2 separate regions of the Homo sapiens genome follow, and region 2 is linked to region 1. The links are chromatin loops, found by intact Hi-C in ENCODE. Cell type or tissue: PC-3. All regions are shown on one strand. Links, peaks and the distances in the headings refer to the core of each region. The heading gives the core; the rest is flanking DNA. Region 1 overlaps ASB7 (ankyrin repeat and SOCS box containing 7). Region 2 overlaps LOC105371024 (a long non-coding RNA gene).

Region 1 (11,979 bases), core at 2,344-10,343:
TCAGCCTTCCAAGTAACTGGGATTACAGGCATGTGCCACCATGCCCGGCTAATTTTTGTATTTTTAGTAGAGATGGGGTTTCACCACGTTGGCCAGGCTGGCCTCAAACTCCTGACCTCAGGTGACCCACCCGCCTCAGCCTCCCAAAGTGCTAGGATTACAGGCATGAGCCACTGCGCCCAGCCGTCACTACCATTTCTACTTGACATCGGTCACACCTTCACTGTTCTCTCTTTAATTTATTCATTCCATTCTTTTTTTTTTTTTTTTGGCTACAAGTAAAAAACCAAAAACTGGCTTCTTATAAACACTGCCAACTAAGCAGGACGCAGCTTTCCTCCCACAGGTGGCGCTCATTATTCAGGCAGGTGCTATGGCTCCTCTTAGCTGTGTTTATCATTCCTGGGCACAGAGAAGTGGCTCCTCCATGGATGGGCCCTGCTGCGCTCCTGACGTCCTGGAAGGGGGAGGTTCTGAGGTCTGAATGCTGGACAGCGGGCTGGCTGTAGGGAACAGCAACAGCAGCTCTTCATGGCCTCTCCCCCTACTCAGCACTAACAAGTCACAAGCAGATGTTAGTTTATTACCAAGCCACGGGTGCGCTCTGTTTTTTTTTTTTTTTTGCACTATATAGATCAGAGTTTTTACGGCAATTTTTCCAAAAGGCCAGAGGAGTTTTTAAATTCTGGTATTATAATTTTTTTGGTCTCTTCCAATTTAAATAATCTGTTTCTAGGCAAAACAGTGTGATGAAGAGTAAAATGTCCCTGAATGAAGACCACCATGTGGCCCCTCTGCTGTCCTTATACCTCGGCAGTCTGCGATCTCCAATCATAAGCCAACAGCATGATGCCTGGGGCTGCGGTGCCCACAGCACGCGGGCTAGAAGAAGCTCTCAGCTTTGATTTAGTGCTCCCTGAACCAACCAACCTTCTTTCAAGCTGCTTTTCATGAGAAAGCTCAGTCCAGAGCATCAGCCACAGCTGCTCCTTCTAGCCCATATTGTTCACCAGGAAAAGAAAACCTATTTAGAGCCAAAGAACACACAGGTGAAGCAGAAACACCAAATTTGCTTTTGGCAGGAAACACCACTGGAGAGTCAAGAAATACTAAATTATGTTGAGGCACCTGAAGACAAAGGACAACTGGAGCCTTAACAGACGGAGGACCCTGCACTCAGGAAAGCAGCCTGTGCTTCCTCAGTCCCCACCCCTCGCTGTGCGCAGTCAGCCAGACTGCCAGGACTACTGAGGACCTCCTAGGCGCACAGCTCTGCTCCTCGTACAGTGGAGAACCTAAGCACAGACAGAGGCAGTCCCCACTGACATTTCTATCTGCTCAAATTTTAAAGTGCATGTGAGTCTTTAACTCAACATTCCTGCTGTCCAACAGCACTGCTAGGGGCAGCTCTGAGGGCTCAGGGACACACGGCAGCCGCCCACGTGCTTGTCCTGCCCAGCGGCTCCTCTCGGCCACGTGGCTGCGTGCCTCCATGTACAGACTCTGGACAGTTGTATACAGGGTTGAAACTGGGAGGCTTGAGTTGAATATGAATCTAAAGATTTGCTCTGTTGGTGGCAAGCCAGTCCTCGCTGTTAATCCCCCCTCACTTTATTAGTTACACACTTCACCTTGAAAAACAATTACAAAGAACAAGAACATTTTAAGTGTTAAGTGCATTATAAATATTAACTCATTTAATCCTCATAACAAGCCTGTATTATCTTAATTTGAAGGTGAGGACACTAAGGCACAGAGAGATTAGGCGACCTGCCCAAGGTCACAGCTAACATGGGATAGAGTTAAGGCTCAAACTCTTGCAGTCTAGCTCTAGTCTATGCCATTAACCACTGAACAAAGTATTTTAAAAAAGGGGGCTGAGGCATTTAAGTGAGTATATAACATGCCTTCCTAAGGGCGGCCACACTCATCATAACTAAGTCTCTAATGTAGAAGTTGAGAGAACAACAACAAGGCAAGCAGGACTGCAGCACTGCGGGTATCACGTCTCCCAACTGTGGCGACTTCTGTGTGTCTCAGAAGCTTTCTGCAATGGAACACCCACCAGTCAGCCCCAGATACCTCTCCCAAGGCAGGCAGATCTGTGTGGACCAACAAAGGAACCACCAGGCACTTGTGGCCATTTAAACTTAAATCGCAATTAAATAAAATTGAAATTTCAGTTCCTCAGTGGCAACGGTCACATTAATAGGTGCTCAGCAGCCACATGGGACCAGTGGCTACTATACTGGACAGCAAGGAGAGACCATTTCCAACATCACAGAAACTGGTACTGGCCAGCACTAAGTAGACTAAGCAGTGTGATTTTTTCTTACGCTTTAGTCTGAAAACATTAGTGATAATAATTGCATCTTTTCTTCCATGAATCTGCAAAATTCAAATTACATTTTGTTTCTTCATAAAGCAAATGTGTACTCCAAAGGCCCGCTCCAAGGGGTAGAGTGGGTTACTTACAAGCAGGTCAGGTAGAGCCCTTGCCCTCTAGTAGCTGGTACCCAGGATGTTAATATGTCCTCTTGTATAATAATGACCGAAGGCTCAAAACCAGTGAGGAAAAAGGAACTCATTAAAAAGTTCAGCAGACAGCAAAATCCATTTTGTTTACAGATTTTAGCTTCATGGTGGACATTAAGCATGAGACACACATTCAACTGGTCACGTGGAAGCTTGACAAGAGAGGATGGCTAAGTACACACAAGCTGATACCCCATCAGAGGAACAACTAGGACGCACGCGTTACTACACAAAGTGGGCCAGACACTTCCAGGCTTTAAAAAAAGCACCCACACAAAAACGTTCAAATACAATGGAAGCCATGTGGTCCAGGGACAGTGGTGCCAAACTTCCCACTGCAAATATTTTCTTACAACAATTTCTAGCATCCTTAACTTCCACGAGTGGTATCCCTAAATACACAGCACCACTGCTCCATTTCATGTGGGCTCTCATGAAGCAGAAAAGCCACAATTAAAACGTGAACAACTTAGCAATAAAGCACAAATTCTAGGATATTTTCACAGGTAAGGAATCTAAGATCCAAAATTCCCCCTCTAACTCCTCAACTTGCAGTCAATGGAAGCCAGGTAAGATTATCCTTATGACCAACAGGAATTGCCTTGTTCTAACACAGATCTTTGTTCATTTAAAAAAAATTCTCCTCTCTGTCCTTCTCTCCATTCCTTCCCTCACTCTTACTGTCTACCCCTATTACATTTAGAAACACAATTGAATTTTTATGAAATCTTGTGATACAGTCAAAGTTTTTTTTTTATTTCAGAAGAATGAGGCATCGCTTACCAAGCAGTGGTTATAGGAATGATTAATATCTAGTCATCTTAAGTTGCAAAAACACATTAAGCTCCTCAGAAGATGCAAATTTTTAAAAAATGCAATAAAGTAATAATTATATTACATACTTGTGACTTCTTGTAAGAAATCCAAACATGGTCGACTACTTCCAGAAATACTTATTGAAACAGCCAATGGGGTCTGTCCTTCATAGTTCCGTGTGTTCGTGTCTGCTCCGTAATTATATAACATCCGTGCACACAGCACATCATCCCTAAGGGCAGATAAGTGTAAAGGAGTCTGTCCGTCTTCTAAGCGACCCAAGTTTGTGTCTGCCCCTCTCTGAAGGAACATTCGGCAATAAGAGTGATTGCTTTTGATCACGGCGTATCGCAACAGGAAACCATTCTGAATGTCGATGTTGGCATTGTGGTCCAGGAGGATTTTCACACAGCTTGACCTCTCTCGGATAATGGCGAGCTGAAGCGGTGTGGTACCTTTATCACTGAGTGGGTCAACCTCAGCCTTGAACTCCAGGAGGAGCCGGACAAATGAGTCCCTGCCGTAGTGGGCAGCCACATGGAGGGGAGTCCAGCCGTCATTGCTTTTTGCATTAATGATGTCGCTCCTGTATTCAGATTCTAACATCAAGCGTGCAATGCGGGCCCGGCCATGCATGGCTGCATAGTGAAGAGCCGTGAAGCCTCCGATTAAGTCTTTAACTGTAGGATCAGCTGGAGTTAAAACCAAAATGAAAGTATTAGCAGACTCCAAGACAAAACAACAAACATTACCATGGCACAGCAAACTGTGGCCAATTCTCATATAAAATGTGAAGCAACCAAACACTGTAATGAATATCAAGTACGTTTTTCCTCAGTTTAATTCAAGTCTGGTTTTAATGGAAAATAAATTTTGTAGAATGTTATCACGTCTGGGTTAATGAAAGGAGAAAGACAAAGTGTTTAAAAAGATATACACAAAAAACACGGAGTACAGATCACCACATCCCCTGTCTTTGCTAATTTAACCAACTGCCTCTGGCTACTCAACTCCTTCATCTCTGCACTGTTTCATGTTTCTCTTCTGTTTTGAACTTTTTGTTTTATTTTCTCTTGTGCTTCTTCTCGGTCTTAAAGAGAAGCATGTGTAGCAACATCTGCTGCTCTAAATTACAGATACACTATGCTCTGGCACACCGTGTTGTTTTAGGGTATATTAAGTAATAAAAAAAAGTTTTTCTGTGGTCTGTAAAAATTCCAAAGCATCTCAGATATATGTCAAGTAATCTTGACAAATTGTTTTTTCACAAGATAGAAGTCTATTCTGAATTCTTAGTTTTACACGAACTTTGGAGTTTATAAGAATTAAGCAATGCATTATGTGAATAACCTCAGCATTGTAAAAATATTTTCTAAAACAGTTCCAAAAACCTCTCCTAATTGACTGATCTCTGGGGAAGGAAAAACAACTATAATAATTTATCTGCTATGTGACTCAAGTCACAGTCTTTTGTCACTGGCCTCAGATCTTTCATTAAGCCAAAGGTTGGTTCTTGATGGCGTTCACCCCATGGCATCCCTGGCTGGGGGCAGAAGACGGACGAGGACTGGTTATGCCGGGCACCTCCTAGAAGTCAGCAATTCCATGTAAAAGATCAATTGATCAGACCTAACTACCCAGGATGAAAATGCTCTCTTGTAAAAGTCACCTTAATTTTTGGCTTGTTAATAAAAGAAAAAAATCATTAATGTTTTACACACACACCTACACATACATACACACACACAGCCTCCACAGGTGAGTGAAAACTCACGTATTGTTTAATAAACGTTATTTAGGTCTAGAACATATTATGACAAATGGTTCTCTTAGAAAAATCTGAGGCAGAAAACTATATGTAAAATAACAATACTGTGGAAAGTATTTCAGTGAAGGAGTTGCTAACAAAACCTATACAAAATAAGATGTTTTTAGGTAAGCCATATCATGTAGATTTCTAAAAACATTTACTGTAAAGTGTCAGTACACAATGGTAGTATTAGTTGTATCTATTTAGGGGAAATAAGGGCATTATATCTACCTTGGTCTTAACTGAAAGAAAAATATACAGTATCTGTTTACCACAGGACTTAAATTTAAGTAGGGTAAGAACATTTTAACACAGCATTTTGCTGCCATCTGCTGGTAAGGCATGAGCATGACACTAATGTTTCCACCGGGCAGATACTGCTGAGCCCTTAAGTCACTCAAGCCGGTTCCAGGTGCATCGCTTACCAGAAGTTCAAAGTCAGGCGTGAAATCTACAAGATGCCCTCCCATTCAAATGAAACAAAACATCTTGCCAGAGGTCATTTCTAATCTATACCTGGCCAGTCAACTGCTGGCAGACATTCCCTCTTAATCTGCAAGTGAAATTTAAGAATACCTTCTTTTCACTTCTCCCACCCTTCAGCCACCATCCTTATTTGTATCCTATACTCGTTCTATTTGACAGTAAAATTAAAATTATGTTACAAAACACTGCACTTGCATCTTTGGTTTCCATTTCAGGTCTCTTTCAGGTTCTATGTACATTTTGAAGCTACACTGAGCTAAGGAAAAACAGAGATTAACACACACAACAATGACCTGCATAGTCTCTGTTAAAATCAAATGGGAGATTAGAAGCAATGAAAATGCAAACAAATGTAATTTAAAGATTATTAGCCCATGAAATAAGGTAAGAAAAATATCTCATTTGTAATAGCAACATAAACTACAAAACGCCTAGACAGAAATTCAGTAAGAAATGGACAAGACGTGAAAACATTAAGTGAACTCATGTCACTCTGTATCCACTCAAATGTCCTTTTATCAAAAAAAGAAAAGCCTTCCCTAAACATTTCATCTAAAACAGCAACCCCACTGAACTTATTACTTTGTCCCCTTAGCAAACATTTTCTCCCCAGGTGGAACTTATTTTAAATAAGCTGTAGCATAATCTCAACAAGTTCATTTAAATTTACGAGAAAAAAATTTAATGTATATAAACAGAAGCAAAGAAACATTACCTATGAATATGAGGGGATTTTTTTTTTTCTAACAGCTTTATTGAGGTAAAATGCATTCACTTTAAGGGTACAGATGATGAGCTTTGATAACTGTATACGAGTATATAACCCACCACCCTATTTAAAATATAGAACATTCCATCATCTCAAAAAGTTCCTTCATCTCTCTTTAGCCCTTCCCAGACTCTGGGTCCCAGGCAAACCACTGGTCAAAAAAGTTTTGTCATTTCTGGAAATTCATATTAATAGAATCATATGTAGACTTCTGTGTTTGACTTACTTCACTTTGCATGATGTTTCCGCCATACTTCCATGTTGTATCGACAGTTCACTCTTTTGTATTGCTGGATAGTACTGTATACTATATAGTTTTTTTAATCAATTGATGAGAAGATGGGCATTTCAGTTCTTACCAATTTGAGCCTATTTGAATAACACTATCATGAATTAATATATGAGAGAGAGACAGACAGAGAGAGAGAGAGACAGAGAGAGAAGGAGAGGGGGACAGAGTGTTTTCATCTCACTTGGGTTCAATACCCACGAGAGACTTGCTGGGTCGTATGTGAAATGCACATGAAACTTTCCTAAGTTCCTTTTTAAATGGCTACACCATCTTACATTCTCATCAGCAATGGATGAGTTCAGATTGTTCTACATCTTGGTATCATTAGTCATTTTAATTTCACTCATTCTAGAGAGGTAAAATCGTGGCTTATTGTGCTTTTAATTTCTATTTCCCTAATAACTAGTTATACTGAACGTATTCATATACTGTTTTGTGAATTGTCTGTTCACCTCCTTTATCCATTTTTATTGGTTGTCTCCTCATTAATGAGTTGTACAAATTCTGTGTATATTCTGGATACAAGCCTTTTGTCAGATGTGTCTTGTAAATATTTTCTCCTAGTTTGTTGCGTGCTTTTTCATTTTCTGTATTATGTTTTGAAGAGCAAAACTCTTAATTTTGATGAAGCCCATTATTTATTTTACAGTTTGTAGTTTTGTATCCTATTTTAAAAATCTTTGCTCAATGCATTGTCACAAAGATTTTTTTTCTTCTAGGAATTTTGCACTTTTAACTCTCACATTTAGATCAATAGCCCATAATTAATTTTTCTGTGTGGTATAACGTAAGTTCAAGGTTCAGTACTCCCCACAAAGATATCTACTTGTTCCAGCACAATTTGTTAAAAGGACTCTTAATGATTTACCCTAGTGTCACTGCTGAAAATCAATTTACCATAAAAGTGTCGCTCTATTTCTTAATTCTGTTTTGTTCCATTGACCTAAAAGTCTCTCCATACACCAATCCCACACTGTCTTGACTACTGTAGCTTATAGTAAGTTTTAATAGCAGGTAGCTTAAGTTCTCTAGCCTTCTTTAAAATTATTAATATTTGGGATAATAAATTTTAGAATCAGCTTGTCAAGTCCTCAAACAAGCCTGCTGGAATTCTGATTAGAACGCCACTGACTCTAAGGATGGCAATCTCTCCAAAATGATCCAAACAATATTGATTCTTCCAAACCATAAACATGGGATAGTTCTCTATATAGGTCTTAATTCTCTTCAGCAATGTTTTATAGCTTATATACGTCATGCATATCTTTTGTTAAATTTATTATTAAATATTTTAAACTTTGTTGCTATTATAATGAGCTAAAATTCCATTTTCCAAATGATGACTGCTGATAGAAATAAAATTGATTTTTATACACTGACTTGTGTATTCTATAACCTACCCAAAATCACTTTTAGTTCTAGAACACATTTGTAGTTTTCTTGCCAGGGTCTACATGCACAATTATGTTCTCTGCAAATACAGTTTGACTTCTTTCTTTCCAATTCATGACCCTTGATTACTGCTCTGCCCTCATTCCACTGGTTAGAACATACAGTAGGATGCTGAATAAAGTGGCAAAAGCACAGACCCTTCCCTTGGTTCCTGATCTTAAAAGGAAAGAATTCAGTAGTTCACCACCCGGGAAGCTGTAGCTTTTCATTGCTTTGGAAATCACCTTCTGCTTCTGGTTTCCCATCTTTCTCATGAAGGTATTTAAGACTGTTCCATTTTCTGAATCTACTGAAATGATTGTTAGGTATTTATGTTTTATTCTAATGTGACAAATTACTCAGCCTATTGATTTTCAGATGTTAAACAAATATTGTACTCCTGGAGTAAATACTACTTGGGCATAATATTTTTTTTTATACACCAATAGACTGGATTTGCCAATATTTCGTTAGGAATTTTGGTATCTATTGTCATGAAAAATATTGGCTTATAGTTTTCTTCCAAGGTCTTTGTTTGGTCTGTATCAGGGCTACACAAGCCTCATACAACAAGCTTGGAAGTGTTCCCTCCTCTGTCAAAAAATTTGTGTAGAATCCTTATTTACGTCCTTTAATATCTGAAATAATTCAATGAGAAGCCAGCTGGACCTAAAGTCTTCTCAGTGAAAAGTTTTAGTTATGAGCTAGACTTCTTAAATTGATATAAGGCTATTAATCTATTTTTTCCTTGGGTCAGTTTTAGCATCAGTTTTGTGCATCAGGAAATCTGTCCATTTTTCCTAATGGCACAAAGGTGCCCATTATACTCCTAATCTTTTTGATGTCTAGAGGATCTGTAGTGACATATCCCTTCCACTCTTTTTAAATTTTTTATTGGTATGTGATATTTTACATGTTTACTGGGTATATGTGAGTATCTATTACATGCACAGAATGTGTAACGATCAAGTCAGGGTATCTGCGTTATCCATCATCACCTTGAGCATTTATCACTTCTATGAGCTGAGAACATTTCAAGTCTTCTCTTGCAGCTACTCTGAGATACATAATACATTGTTGTTAACTATAGTCACCCTATTCTGCTATTGAACGTCAGAACTTCTTTCTTCTAACAAATGGAACCCATTAACCAACCTCTCTTTATCTCCTCCTACCACCAACATACCCTTCCCAGCCTCTGTTTTCTATCTTCTATTCTCTACTATCGAGAGGCCAACTTTTTTTAGCTTCCACATGAGTGAGAACATGATATTTGTCTTTCTGTGCTTGACTTATTTCACCTCACATGATGACCTCGTCATCTATGTGGCTGCAAATGATCTCATTTTTTATGGCCAAATTGTATTCTATTGTGTGTATATATACCACAATGGACACTTAGGTTGATTCCAAATCTTTGCTATTGTGAATAGTGCTGTAATAAACACACAAGTGCAGGTATTCCTTTGATATACTGATTTCTTTTCTTTTGGATACTCAGTAGTGGGACTGCTGGATTATATAGTATTTCTATTTTTAGTTTATTTGAGAAATGTCCAGTTTTCCACAGAGGTTGTACTAATTTACAGTCCCACCGATGCCGTATTAAGAGTTTTCTTTGACTGCTGGATTACATAGTATTTCTATTTTTAGTTTATTTGAGAAATGTCCAGTTTTCCACAGTGGTTATACTAATTGACAGTCCCACCAACACCGTATTAAGAGTTTTCTTTTCTCTGCCTCTTTGCTGGCATCTGTTATTTTTTGTCTTTTTAACAGTAGCCATTACAACTGGGATAAGATATCTCATTGTGGTTTTGATTTGCATTTCCCTGATGATTAATGATGTTGAGCAATTTTTCACATGCCTGCTGGACATCTGCATGTCTTCTTTCGAGAAATGTCTATTTGTGTCCTTTGCTCACTTTTGTTTTTTTGAGATGTAATTTCGCTCTTGTTGCCCAGGCTGCAGTGCAGTGGCATGATCTCGGCTACCTGCAACCTCTGCCTCCCAGGTTCAAGCGATTCTCCTGCCTCAGCCTCCCAAGTAGCTGGGATTACAGGCATCCACCACCACGTGGGCCCAGCTAATTTTTGTATTTTTAGTAGAGATGGGGTTTTACCATGTTGGCCAAGCTGGTCTTGAACTCCTGGCCTCAGGTGATCCACCCACCTCAGCCTCCCAAAGTGCTGGGATTACAGGTGTGAGCCACCACGCCTGACCTGCCCACTTTTTAATGGGATTATTTGTTGTTTTTACTGTTGAGTTCCTTGTATATTCTGGATATTACAATGTCCCTTGTCAGATGCCAGTTTGCAAATATTTTCTCCCATTCAACAGGCTGTCTCTTCATTCTATTAATTGTTTCTTTTGCTGTATAAAGGTTTTTCAGTTTCTAAAATATAGTCCCATTTGCCTATGTTTTAGTTGTCTGTGTTTCTGAGGTCTTAGCCATAAAATCTCTGCCTAAAGCAATGTCCTGAAGTGTTTTTCCTGTTTTCTTCCAGTAGATGTGACGTTCCAGGTCTTATGTTTATGTTTTTAATCCATCTTATGTTGTTTTGCATATGGTGAGAGACAGGGGTCTGGTTTTATTCTTCTGCACATGGATATCCAGTTTTCCCAGCCTGAAGAGGGTGTCCTTTCCTCAAAGTATGTTCTTGTTATCTTTGTCGAAAATCAGTTTACTAAAAATACGTAGATTTCTGGATTCTCTGTTCCATTGGTCTGTGTCTGTTTTTAGGTCAATACCATGCTGTTTTGGTTACTAGAGCCTTGTAGTATATTTTGAAGTCCGGTAGTGTGATGCCTCCAGCTTTGTCCCTTTTGCTCAGGATTGCTTCAGCTATTTGGGCTCTTTTTTGGTTCCATATGAATTTTAGGATTGTTTTTTCTAACTTTGAAAAACTGATGTTGGTGTTTTGATAGCAGTTGCATTGAATCTACCAATTGCCTTGGATAGAAGAGTCATTTTAACAATATTAATTCTTCCAATCCATGAGCATGGGATGTCTTTCCATTTGTTTGTGTCCTCTTCGATTTGTTTCATCAGTGCTTTGTAGTTTTCCTTGTAGAGATCTCTCATCTTCTTGGTTAAATTTATTCCTAGGTTGTTGGGTTTTTTTTCTTTTTTCTTTTTGTAGCTATTATAAATGAGATACCTTCATGATTTCTTTTTTTGCCTGTTTCATTACTGGTATATAGAAATGCTACTGATTTTTGTATGTTGATTTTGTATCCTACAACTGTACTGATTTATCCAATCTAAGAGTTTTTTGGGTAAAGTCTTTAGGTTTTTCTAAATATAAGATCATATCATCAGCAAAGAGGAACAATTTGACTTTCTCTTTTCCAATTTGAATGCCTTTTATTCCTTTCTCTTGCTTGACTGCTCTGGCTAGGATTTCCAATACTACAGAGAATCTCTCTTCCACTCTTGATATTGGTTATGTATCTTTTCTCCTGTTTTCTTTTTTTCACCATTCTAGACAAAGATTCATCAATTTTATTGATCTTTTCAAAGAATCCTTATTTGTTTTTTAGTTCCATCTATCTTCTCTATCATTTGCCCATTTTCAATTCCACTGATTTCAATTATTCTGTTTATTATTTCATTCTTGTTTTTACTTTGGGATTACTGGATTCTAGAAGTATACAGAAACTGTTTCAATATAGCTCCTTTCTTTGTGCAATTACTGTCATATATTTCATCTTTACATGTTATAAGCCCAACAATTTAATTTCACAATTATTGTCTTTTATTTTAAAAGATGAAATGATGATAAAAATACATTTACACTGTCTGTGGCAAAAGTACTCAAAGGTAAAAGAATAGCATT
Region 2 (11,979 bases), core at 2,747-10,746, 95 kb before region 1:
AAGATCCGTTGGGCCCTGCTCCTCAGGCCTCAGGAATGTGCCCCACTGGGTTGTCCACCTCTGTCCGCCCCACCAGGTGGAGGCTGGGCTGTCCCTCACCGCATCCCCGAGCTCCTCAGCTCACACCTGTTGCACGTGTTTGCTGCAGACCCCGAGACTTGGTGAATGAGGACATCATCTGGTGGGGATTGGGAGCCCGACAGGAAGGGAAGCCATCTGGGTGGTTCCCTTGAGAGCTATCTGGCGTCCTGCTGGAGGATGCAGTCAGTCTGGCTGCAGCTGAGGAAGGGCAGGCTCCCTCGGGGCTCACCTAGAGGGCTTGGCTGGTGACCACAGACTTCTTGGAGCACACTTCCCTTCTCAGTTCGAAGCCCCACTGGGGAGATTTTCCTGGCCCACGTAGGGCTTGTGCTGGGAATTCCACACCTGCCTATCACAAAGCAAGCACCAGCAAGGCACAGTGGTGGCACCTTCCACAGAGGGAGGACTCCTCTCCTCATGGGAGGGCCTGGCAGTCACTGTGTGAAGCCCCCAAAAGGTAGGCTGGGTCGGAGGGCTCGCCTCCAGCTTTTGGTCTCCAATCTGGTTACAGCCATGTCTCCGGGAGCCCAGCCTCAGAGCTCCATTCCAGCAAGGCTGGTGGGAAGGGTCTGGACTGGGGCAGGGGGCCTGAAAACGTCAAGGTCACATGATGCATTTGATGGGGCTCAGGACACACCACCGCAAAACATGACCATAGGAGACCAAAATGTGCCACCTCCAAATACACTTCTTGGCGTATTTTGGTCTAGTTATTCAAGAAGGTGTCTGCACTAGGACTAGCTAGTAGCTCTGAAAAAGCCGTCCTTTTGTAAAAGAAATTTTTCATCTATAAAGGAAATCTACATTAGCTTAGTGAAGTATCTCTATCAGGAAGAGGGTTGCTCCCAGATAACTTTTATGACCTGAGGGACTTTTTATCTGCATAACAAGACAACCTTTATTCACCATACATTTCCTTCCCTCATCCTACCATCAACCTGTGTTGCCACCTCCATCCCCCGACCCTGGAAGTCCCAAGCCTCTGTTCTGTAGCTCAGTATATAAGGTTCAATTCTCTGACCCTTACTGAAGTCTTGTATTTTGTAGAATTCTCATGCATATATGTGTAATTAAAATGGTTTTCTCTTGTTTATCTGTGTTATGTCAACTTAATTTGTATCCCAGCCAAAAACTTAGCGGGGTGGAAGGAAGTCATTTCCCCCTCCTCTACACATGTCGATATTTAAGTGTGTTCCCATCCCCTTGACCTCCCCTGCCAGGCACACCCTGTTACTCCTACGTGTCAGATGTCATTCTCTCTTTATGAATGAAACGGGAGACTGAGGTCCAGGGAGGAATGTAACTCGTCCAAACGCCTTCAGATTCCAGCAGGCCGTGCTCACTGGCATATGAATTTAAACGCAGTTAGTAAATAAAATCCTCCAAAGCCACCTGCATCCACCCCTCTCTGATATCCCGGGAAGTTGGGAAACTCTGGAAGTACGCTGGTCTTCCCCGCAGTGGGAGCAGCGGGGAGCTGAGACTCTCCTGCCTGCCCCGGAGGAGCAGAAGCGTGGGAGGGCGGGCAAGTCAAGCACTTGGTATCTCCATTGTGAAACACCGGGATAATCAGGTTCTCCTTCCGAGGGGAGAGCCGTCAGGGCAGGTCCACAGAAGCCACGCGAGGGCTTTGAACTCTGCAACAGGCAGGGCTGGAGGGAGACAAAGGAGCCCCGGGGTGGGTATAGTTTCCAGGGCAGCCCTGGCCCTGGTCCCCTGACACCCTTGGAAAACAGAGAATCAGGCTTGGCATATTTAGCACCCGGAAGCAGCTAGGAACGGTGGCTGCAGAGTGAGGACTGAGTCATCCCGGTCACACCATCTACAGTTGTGTGTCCTTGACCACGAGTCCCCGTGGGGACTCAGTGTCCCCACTGAGAAAATGAGAACAATGCCCCTGACACAGGGTTGTTTTGAAAATTAGATATAATTTTCCATAATCCATAACACAATAGGCCCTACATTCAATGGTAGAATATTCTTGTTCTTGCTATCACAGTGTGACCTTGGGGGAGTCCATTCATCTCTCTCTACTTGGTTTCTTTAGATGTCAAAAGAGACATTCTCAGGTGCTTCGCTTTTCTCGTCTTTAAAATGGCAGCAGTCACAGTATGTTCCTTATTGGATGCTGGGAGGGTGCCACAAGTGAGCGTCAGTGGAACAGAGCCGGGTTCATGCCGAGTACTCTGTGTGTGTGCTGGTATCCGTGCTACTCTATGGCACTGGGACATATCATCATTCCAGGCCTTCCCAGGAGGAAAGGAATGGGATAAGAATGAAATCAGGGTAATGGGGATGGTAGAAGGAAGCCCAGCAAAGCCGCTGCTCCACGCAGTGAGGAGGGAGCATAGAGACCCTCCTACTCTCCCCCAGGCTCAGAGTCCCCAGGAAGCCTGGGGGACCACAGCCCTCCTCCGCATTCCAGACTGCAGCCCCAAGCCCAGGATCTCGAGTGTCCTGCAAGGCCCTGACCCTTGGCAGCCACCCGGCAGGCCCATGCATACTAGGGCAGGCCCAGTGTGTGTTGGACTCAGGGTGGGCATATGTGGGCAGGGCACATGCACAGTGCACTAGTGAGGCATTTCTGCCCGCATTCCACCGACGAGCAAACTGAGACGTAAGGAGTTTCAGCAAATTGTCTGAGCCCCATGGTGAGTCAGTGAGGGCTGGGAAACTGGAGCCCTGCTATCCCTAAGGCTCCTGTATTCCCTGTAAGGAAGTTCTGGCATCGCCTAGAGAGAGAGTATTCTCTCACTGCTCACCACCCACCCCCACCCCAACCCAGCCCCTGAAAACACCCATGGGGCCTGGTAAACCATGAATCTCTCCCAAGTGTATCACGAGCTGGGCCCCATCTGCAGCAGGCATCCCCGGAGGGTTACATGCGGGTCCTGGTGATGCGGTGGGGCTGGCTGGTGGTCCACGCCATGAGGAGTGACCACATAGACCACCCTGCCCTCTGCCTACTTCCCAAGCTTAGAGTCCGCAGGAGGCCTGGGAGGCCACAGTGCCCAAATGGAACCAGGTATAGGCTACTTCCCTCTGATTGCTTTCAAGAAATCTGTGACCTCTGATCCATTCTGGGCTGGCCTCATTTAGGAGGTCAAGTTTCATGTCCCTTTTAGGAACAACCATGAGTCCCAGGCTGCCTCTGGCCCCTCCTGGCTTCTCTTCCTTCTGCAAGCATCCCTTGACAGAAGCTGGTGGAAAGCAGCTTGTCTGTTCTTGTGGGGCAGCCTCCAGGCATGGCTGCTTCAGCAGGGGCTCCACTTGCCCCTGTTAGCAGCTCCCCACACCCCCGATCCCATTCCCCTTAACCCAAAACTTCAGGAGCTCTGGGTTTACTCAGTCCAAAGGGGTCAGCCCTGTGCCACTGGAGTGTCTCCAGCCCACCTGTGGCCTTGGCCTCTGTGGCTATGTCCCCAAGGTGCAACAGAAGAGGCCGAAACGTTCTACAGAGTTCACTGCATGGTACCACGCACTGCAGTGATGACCTTGAGGATCCAGGCCCAAGAACAGGTGGAGGGGCACCCAGGGCTCAGGTCCATGTGATTCACTCAGGCTCAGCCATTGTTGCAAAGTCCCTCCAGGCCAGCTTAGCTTCCCGCCTGTACCTTTGTAGTCATGCTACAGCGTGGAAATACATGTGAACATGGCATGGTCTTTGGTCAGTGAACACACTGCTCCGGGGTCTCCCTGTGCACACTGCTACACTCTGTTTCCCATCTCTTGTTCAGTTCAGAGCAGCTGCATGTCTGACTTCCAACAAAGGAATGTGGGGAAAATGACGGGAGCCACCTCCAAACCATCCATGAAAACCTCCCACACAAGACTCCATGACCTCTCTCCATCTGCCTGCTGAATAGGGAAGCCCCTGAGGACTAGAGAGGGCAGGGCACAGGACAGAAGCACCGCGGGTCCCTTCCCTGGGTTGCCACTGAATAAGAGCCACCTGGGAGAGCCTTCCAGCCCAGCCAGGATCCCCCATGTGGGACCACTGCATCAGTGAAAAGAAAATTCCAGTGCTTTAAGCCAGGGGTCAGCCAACTGCAGACTGCAGGCCAAATCCAGCCGCCTGCCTGTTTTTGTATGGACTTTTGTATGTGAGCTCAAAATGGGTTTTATGGGTTTTTTTGTTTGTTTGTTTTTGTTTGTTTTGTTTTTTTTGAGACAAAGTCTTGCTCTGTTGCCCAGGCTGGAGTGCAGAGGCCCGATCTCAGCTCACTGCAACCTCCACCTCCCAGGTTCAAGCGATTCTCCTGCCTCAGCCTCCCAAGTAGCTGGGATTTCAGGCCTGCGCCACCACGCTTGGATAATTTTTGTATTTTTAGTAGAGACGGGGTTTCATCATGTTCATCAGGCTGGTCTTGAATTCCTGACATCGTGATCCACCCGCCTCAGCCTCCCAAAGTGCTGGGATTACAGGCGTGAGCCACCGCGCCCGGCCAGGTTTTATGTTTTAAAAAAGGATTTAAAGAATAGGATTTTGTGACACAGGAAAATTATATGAAATTCAAATTTCAGTGCCCTTACATAAAGTTTGATTGGAGCACAGTCACGCCAGTTCATTTACATCCCATCTGTGGCTGCTTTCACAGGACAACAGCAGCGGTGAGAGTTGCAAGACCGTATGGCCTGCAAAGCCTAAAAGTATTTCCCCCCAGTCCATACAGAGAGTTTGCCAACCCCTGCTTTCTTCTGTCACTAGGATTTGAGGGTTGTTTGTTACAGAAGTGAGCTTATCCTGGCTAACACAATTAAGTGACATGATAAATATTTTTTTTTTTTTGAGATGGAGTCTCACTCTATTGCCCAGGCTGGAGTGCAGTGGCACTATCTCGGCTCACTGCAACCTCCGCCTCCCGAACTCAAGCGATTCTCCTGCCTCAGCCTCCTGAGTAGCTGGGATTACAGGTGCCTGCCACCACACCCAGCTAATTTTTGTATTTTTCGTAGAGATGAGGTTTCACCACATTGACCAGGCTGGTCTTAAACTCCTGACCTTAAGTGATCCACCTGCCTTGGCCTCCCAAAGTGCTGGGATTACAGGCATGAGCCACCATGCCCAGCCATGATGAAGATTTTTAAGACTTTGAGATGTAGGGCAAAATTGCCTTTTGGAGGATTATGTTAACTTATACACTCCCACCAAGACTTATGAGCAGGACAATTGCCCCACTCTTTTGCCAATCCTGGGCATGTGACATACCCTCACTAGAAAACAAGAATAATGATTCCACCTGCCTAGGGCTATGGGGGAGCCGAAATGAAATAGTCTGTGACATAGTAGGTGCCCAGTAAATATCACTATTGACCTTTGGGTGCTGAGAGGTCCTTCTCACAAGAGTGAGATCATAATACATGGATGTTTTTGATGCCTAAGTCTGGCCCCACAAGGAGGATCTTCTGATGCGTCAGGCGCATTGCTTTGAGAATGTCTGTGGATGGTACTCTCTCCTTCTGATGCCCATGTCATTAAGTGGCCCTGTGACGATATCAGAACTGCCTGTTCTTTTCTTTATTTCTTGGGTTTGCACAACTCATCCAGGCTGTTAGAAGTGGAATGCGATTAGATGAGGAAAAGAAAAAAAAAAGCCCTGAGCACTTCTGCCAAGGAGAATTATACAGGTACTAGATCAGCACTCTACTCTGATAGAATGAGGAAACCCAAAGGCAAATTGGCACAGCCCTTTAAAAAACAAAGAGCGCTGTGTCCCCTTTGAAAATTCCTGCTGGTGATATGGCCAAGAAGAATTCGGGAAGATGAGAGGCAGTGACCAGACCACCTGAATTCCAGCACACTCCCTGGTTAAGAACTAATGGAAGTAAGGAAACTATTTTTGGAAGCTGGTTAAATATAAAAAGCAGAGACATGGATGGAAATTATATCAGACGACATCCACCATGCTCTCAGGAAAGTAAAAAGGAGAAAGGGGAGAGGGTAGAGGCAGTGTGACATGCTGCAGCCAGCACCCATGGTCCACAGGGCCCAGCTGTTAAATATTTAAGAACTTCGTGAACCTGTTGTTTAACTGTTGGGAAATTAAAGTCAGCCATGGTGGAAGTATGTACACCACAGAAATTGGCAAAAGCCACAGATCAGGGCTTTGTGACTTTTTTCCCCAGAGTTCCAATTTACCAATACACCCCTGGGTAGAGGGAGAAGAGGGGAATGAAGGCAATGTTCCATCAGGAAAGGAGCCTCAACTCAGAGGAGGAGAAGCAGCAAAAAGGAAGAGCAATAACCTTAGTTTTTTTTTTCCCTTAGGGAAAATTTTCAGATATGGCCCAGACGGGTTAAGTGACTTGCCCAAAGTTACACAGCTAAGAAGTTTTAGAGCTAGAATTTGAACCCAAGTATTTCTGGTAATGATGATTTCTTTCAGTTTCTTTTTTCTTTCACTATCTCAACAACTGATTAATGAATTAATGAAAAGGAGTCACCTGTTTGAAAAAAGTGTCTTTAGGGTCAGCTGCCTGAAAAATTCTGAATTCATGGGTTAGAATCACATGTTTGCTTTTGGCTTGGTTACCAATGGCTTTGTTTTCACAAACCAAATACACTCTCAAAGGACCCAAATTTGCTATCTTTAAGGATTTTCTGTATGACTAATCCTGCATGTATAATCCTGGAAGCCAGTTCCAAAGATTGGTTTTGAGAATGCTTTGGTGTTATCTCCTGAGTAATGAGTAATCTCTCAAGAAGTCCAAGTGCAAAAAGAAACACTCGCTTAGAGGCCAAATTCCAGGTATAGTCACTGGATCAAGGGACAAGATGGCGAGTTTGAAGCGGGGGCCTACCATCTACTGGCTCTCTCACACTTCTTAAAGGACCCATTGGCTGGTGTCAGGGAGGTCGGGGAAGGAAGTTAAGGAGAGCTGGAAACATCCCAGGCTTCTGTTTGCATTTCTTTGGCAAGGGGTTGCCACTTGTGTGGACAAGTATTATTAGGATGACCTACCTTGATTTAGCTAGTCAGGATAAATAAAAAACCTTCTTGGTTTTCATAAATACTGTGGCATTTTACAGTCATGACTCAGTGCTTCATCTGCAATCAAGATTCAGACACCAATGACCAATGGTTGGAAGTGATGATTCATTCAAACAGCACATTGATTTTGCAATAGACCGTGGAACTCTGTCCACATAAAACTCATTGTATTTCCCTGTCAGAACTCAGAGTCGTCAAGGCAACCTAGTCCTGCATGCCAACTCGTTCTGGTCCGTGTTCACGTTTTGTGCTCACGGTCCTGTTCCTGTCGGTTTGAGGAGTGGAAAGTTCCCTGACATCAGCACTGCTAGCTCGTCCTCTTCAGGGGCTGATACTGCAGCTGGCTGACTCTTGACAGCAGGTGGTTCTCCCCATTTGGGCAGGGCTTATGTTCTGCAAGGTTTATTAGGGCCAATTAGCTCCTCAGAAGGGTATTGCAAAAATAAAGTAAATTCAGGAGCTACCTCCCTTCAAATGGACACTGCTCTACCAACAAGCTATGGCACATCGAGGGCAGCGGCGTTAAATTCTCAGCCTTCAAGACACAGCCTGCAGCCCGCCCTCCTTTCCCCAGCAGCTCCTGGGAGCATCCCGGCCACGTGGACATGGCAGGCTGGGAAGACCCAACGATGGGGCACTATGCCATGTGTAAAGGGGATAACTAGCTTGGAATTACCCACTTACCGTATCCAATCTAACTTGGATAACTGTGAGAAATCGTATTCAACAATACTATTTACATATTGAAACTGTCTCAATAATTTGTAGATACTCATCTTTTCTGGAATGTTCATGAGTAATTTGTCTCAGTATCTCTATGTAACTGAGACAGAAAGCTTGGCTCTACCCATGAAAGAATTAGTCACTTACATAAATAAGGATACAAACGGCTTGAGGAAATAGATTCTGTGAGACTCAAAACAGGATTACCAAGAACTGAAATGTACACCGGTGAGGCACATCACGCCACACACACACACACACACACACACACACACACACAAGACCCATCTGCCCACCGCCCTGCTGGCACCAGCATAGCAACAATGAACAATGGTGTGGAATGCGTACAGCATGACAGCACTGACATTTCCTCTTCCCAGTTAACCAGCGTGGCACTGCTGCGGTTCATTCACTGGCAGCTCATTCATTTGTTCCTTAATGTGACCTGACTCCCCATTCATTCCCTCCCCACCCCAAACCCGTCACCAGGCTCTCTGGAACTCTCCTATCTCCTCCACCTCTTCTCTAAATCTTCCTTGTGCGGGAACCTGGCTGCCCCCTCCCCTGAGGGCCCCACTTCCCCTGCAGCCTCTCAAGGAGGGGAAGGGTTGCTGGTGTAAGAAAGTTGGGGGTGGGTTGGAAGCTGGGAGTGTCCCACGGCTGCTTCTACACCTCTCTATTCCTCCTGGCCACTGGCTTCCTCTCCCCGCTGCTGTGGTCCATCAACCTTCATTTCGGGGCAGACTTGAGCTGCTCATTGGCTTCGTCTCTTGTCACCACATGGCAGACTGTCTCTCTCAATGGCGAGCCAGGTCCTGACCTCCCCAGCGCCTGAGCTGTCCTCCTCCTCCCCGCCCCCAACACTCCCATGGTCTCACCCTGCTGTTGCCAGTAGCTTCCCCACATCCAAGGTCTCCATCTCCAGTATCCCCTCTGTGGCTGCCACACAGGGTCCTCCCAGCTCACCCACTCAATGTCCCCATGGCTGCAATCCACTTTCTCCCCAGTCCTCCCATCCCCACCCTCAGCACCTTCTCCCTCCCTTTCTTTACACCCTCCTCCATCATCGTAACCCTTACCTCCCTCCCCACCCTGGCACTGTGAGTACTACACCCCCATGACTGACCTCCCCACCCTGGCACTGTGAGTACTATACCCCCATGACTGACCTGCCCACCCTGGCACTGTGAGTACTACACCCCCATGACTGACCTGCCCACCCTGGCACTGTGAGTACTATACCCCCATGACTGACCTGCCCACCCTGGCACTGTGAGTACTACACCCCCATGACTGACCTGCCCACCCTGGCACTGTGAGTACTATACCCCCATGACTGACCTGCCCACCCTGGCACTGTGAGTACTACACCCCCATGACTGACCTGCCCACCCTGGCACTGTGAGTACTATACCCCCATGACTGACCTGCCCACCCTGGCACTGTGAGTACTATACCCCCATGACTGACCTGCCCACCCTGGCACTGTGAGTACTATACCCCCATGACTGACCTGCCCACCCTGGCACTGTGAGTACTACACCCCCATGACTGACCTGCCCACCCTGGCACTGTGAGTACTACACCCCCATGACTGACCTGCCCACCCTGGCACTGTGAGTACTATACCCCCATGACTGACCTGCCCACCCTGGCACTGTGAGTACTATACCCCCATGACTGACCTGCCCACCCTGGCACTGTGAGTACTATACCCCCATGACTGACCTGCCCACCCTGGCACTGTGAGTACTATACCCCCATGACTGACCTGCCCACCCTGGCACTGTGAGTACTATACCCCCATGACTGACCTGCCCACCCTGGCACTGTGAGTACTATACCCCCATGACTGACCTGCCCACCCTGGCACTGTGATTACTACACCCCCATGACTGACCTGCCCACCCTGGCACTGTGAGTACTACACCCCCATGACTGACCTGCCCACCCTGGCACTGTGAGTACTACACCCCCATGACTGACCTGCCCACCCTGGCACTGTGAGTACTATACCCCCATGACTGACCTGCCCACCCTGGCACTGTGAGTACTACACCCCCATGACTGACCTGCCCACCCTGGCACTGTGAGTACTACACCCCCATGACTGACCTGCCCACCCTGGCACTGTGAGTACTATACCCCCATGACTGACCTGCCCACCCTGGCACTGTGAGTACTACACCCCCATGACTGACCTGCCCACCCTGGCACTGTGAGTACTACACCCCCATGACTGACCTGCCCACCCTGGCACTGTGAGTACTATACCCCCATGACTGACCTGCCCACCCTGGCACTGTGAGTACTATACCCCCATGACTGACCTGCCCACCCTGGCACTGTGAGTACTATACCCCCATGACTGACCCTAATCTTGAATGGACGCAGCCATTTGCCTTCTCCACATAGCTGTTGTTGCCAGAGAAAATCTCCCAACCAGGACGACTGGTTCTGCCTCCATCCATTAGAACATGACTCAGGGGCACTCAGCATTGCTCAGGGTCCCGAATCCCTTCCTTGGAGTTGACTTTTCTGCTCTCTGAGGCCATCTCATGCTGTCTCCTCCCCTGGTCCACCCACAGGGCTGCCCTCACCTCCTGGTTCCTGCGTGAAACACTAGAAGTGAAGGGACCTCCCTTCACTTCCTGCATCCCATGGAAGCACGTCTGAGTCCTGGGAACTGTGACCTGCTCTCCTACCCCAGCCCTCATCTCGTGGCATCCTGCGCCTGCCCCTCTGGCCCTTCCCCTCTCTCACCATAGCCTTCAGCCTGTACACTGGATCATCCTTGGACATGCAGATTCCAGCACCTTCTACCTGAAAAAACCACACCCTCCGCCCCATTTCTTCATCTCATTCTCTGCCCTCCTTCACGACAGAGGGTCTCCAAAATGGCTGTCTACACGCTGCCTCCATTTCCCCACCTCCACGATCCATACCTCTTCAACTCTCTCCAGCCTGACTATTGTCCCCTAGCTCCGTGGAAGCTCCCTTATTAGGGCCACCAATGTTTCCTTGTTCACAAATCCAGTAGACACTTTTTTCTCCCTATCGGCGTTGGTCACAGTCGTCCGTCCACTCCTCCTTTTTTAATACCTTCCCCTCCCGACTTCCTAGGCCTGTCACCCACTCAGCTTCCTGCAACTGCACTTTCCACCCATGCCTCGCCCTGTCTGACCAACGTTCAACACTGCAGCGCGCTGCCTTGGCCCTGGGTCCCTTCTCCTCCTCATCTCTCTTTTCAGAGGATCGCATTCAGCCTCATGGCTTTTACATACCTTCTGTACTCTGAGGATGCCAACAGGATGTCTCCAGACCTTGCCTCACCACCCGTACTCTTATTCTAGCTGCCCCCTTGGCACTCTCACTTGGCAGTCTAGGAGGTGTCTGTCATGGAACAGGACCAAAATGGAGCTGTTAGTCCATTCCCTCTTCCCTCTGGGGAAAGCTCAATGAAACAAGTACACACATTTATTCTTGAGCCTTCTCCAGTCCTTCTTTCAGGCCTGCCACCAAGAAGATACCCTTGAGGCTCCACCCCTAAAACCTGGGTCAGTCTGATCTCAAACCTTTTGGCCTTTTACAAGATAACTTGACAGGAAAGTCCTTGTGGCTCAGTAAGCTGTCATCCCCAGCTCCAAGCTCATCCAAGCCTTCAGCACCTCTCTGGCCTTGTGGCCTCCAGCTGCGTGCCCATTGCAATGCAGAGCTGGCATCCATGCTTTCCCAGAACACCTCCTCCCCTGTCAATAGCTCCTGGTTTCCCCATGGACAACTCACCTTCCTCCACTCTCCACCTGTCTTAGCCCAAGGTGACCGTACCCCCAGCTACTTGACAGCAGGAAGACAACTCAAGTATAGCCAAACAACCTATTCCATTTCCTTGGGAACAGGACCCAAGCCAGGCCAAAAAGACCAAATTTTAGGACTTGGGAGTTACTGGAAATGTGACGCTCTCCAGCTGGGAGGGAGGGGGTCTTGATGACATTATTTGAGCCACTAAATCCACTTATTTCTGCACCTTTCAGTTATGGGGGCCAATAATCCCCCCACCTTTATTTTTATTTAAACCAGTTTGAGTAGGGATTATTTTACTCACAACTCAAAGAGCTCTGATGAATGCATCAGTTCACTCATTCATTCATTCATTCACTCGCTCATTCACATACTACGTGCT

What was found. Hi-C counts contacts between places; a loop is a spot of excess contacts. Peaks named below come from ENCODE experiments on the same cell type or tissue, not always from the same donor. Only the 100,000 strongest peaks of a DNase experiment are listed, where the experiment ranks them.
Region 2: a loop joins it to region 1, with 4 times the contacts of the local background. A loop is called at or near these places in 3 of 110 quality-filtered maps.

Annotation. Positions count from the first base shown.
Region 1 is chr15:100,621,501-100,633,479 of GRCh38, reverse strand. It overlaps ASB7 (ankyrin repeat and SOCS box containing 7), which reads right to left. Exons shown (of 6, transcript NM_198243.3): 5 at 3,438-4,043. Among named protein-coding and RNA genes, the nearest start is that of ASB7, 25 kb to the right of the region's middle. RefSeq lists an enhancer at 911-1,410. In PC-3, for the core only: CTCF peaks have their summits at 5,285 and 5,486 (motif pointing left); a DNase peak (open chromatin) is centred at 5,499; H3K27ac peaks cover 3,165 bases.
Region 2 is chr15:100,717,245-100,729,223 of GRCh38, reverse strand. All of the region lies in intron 1 of LOC105371024 (a long non-coding RNA gene), which reads right to left. Among named protein-coding and RNA genes, the nearest start is that of ASB7, 120 kb to the right of the region's middle. RefSeq lists an enhancer at 6,226-7,425. In PC-3, for the core only: no CTCF peak of the experiment used is centred there; DNase peaks (open chromatin) are centred at 5,773, 6,953, 7,223 and 8,083; H3K4me3 peaks cover 924 bases; H3K27ac peaks cover 6,619 bases.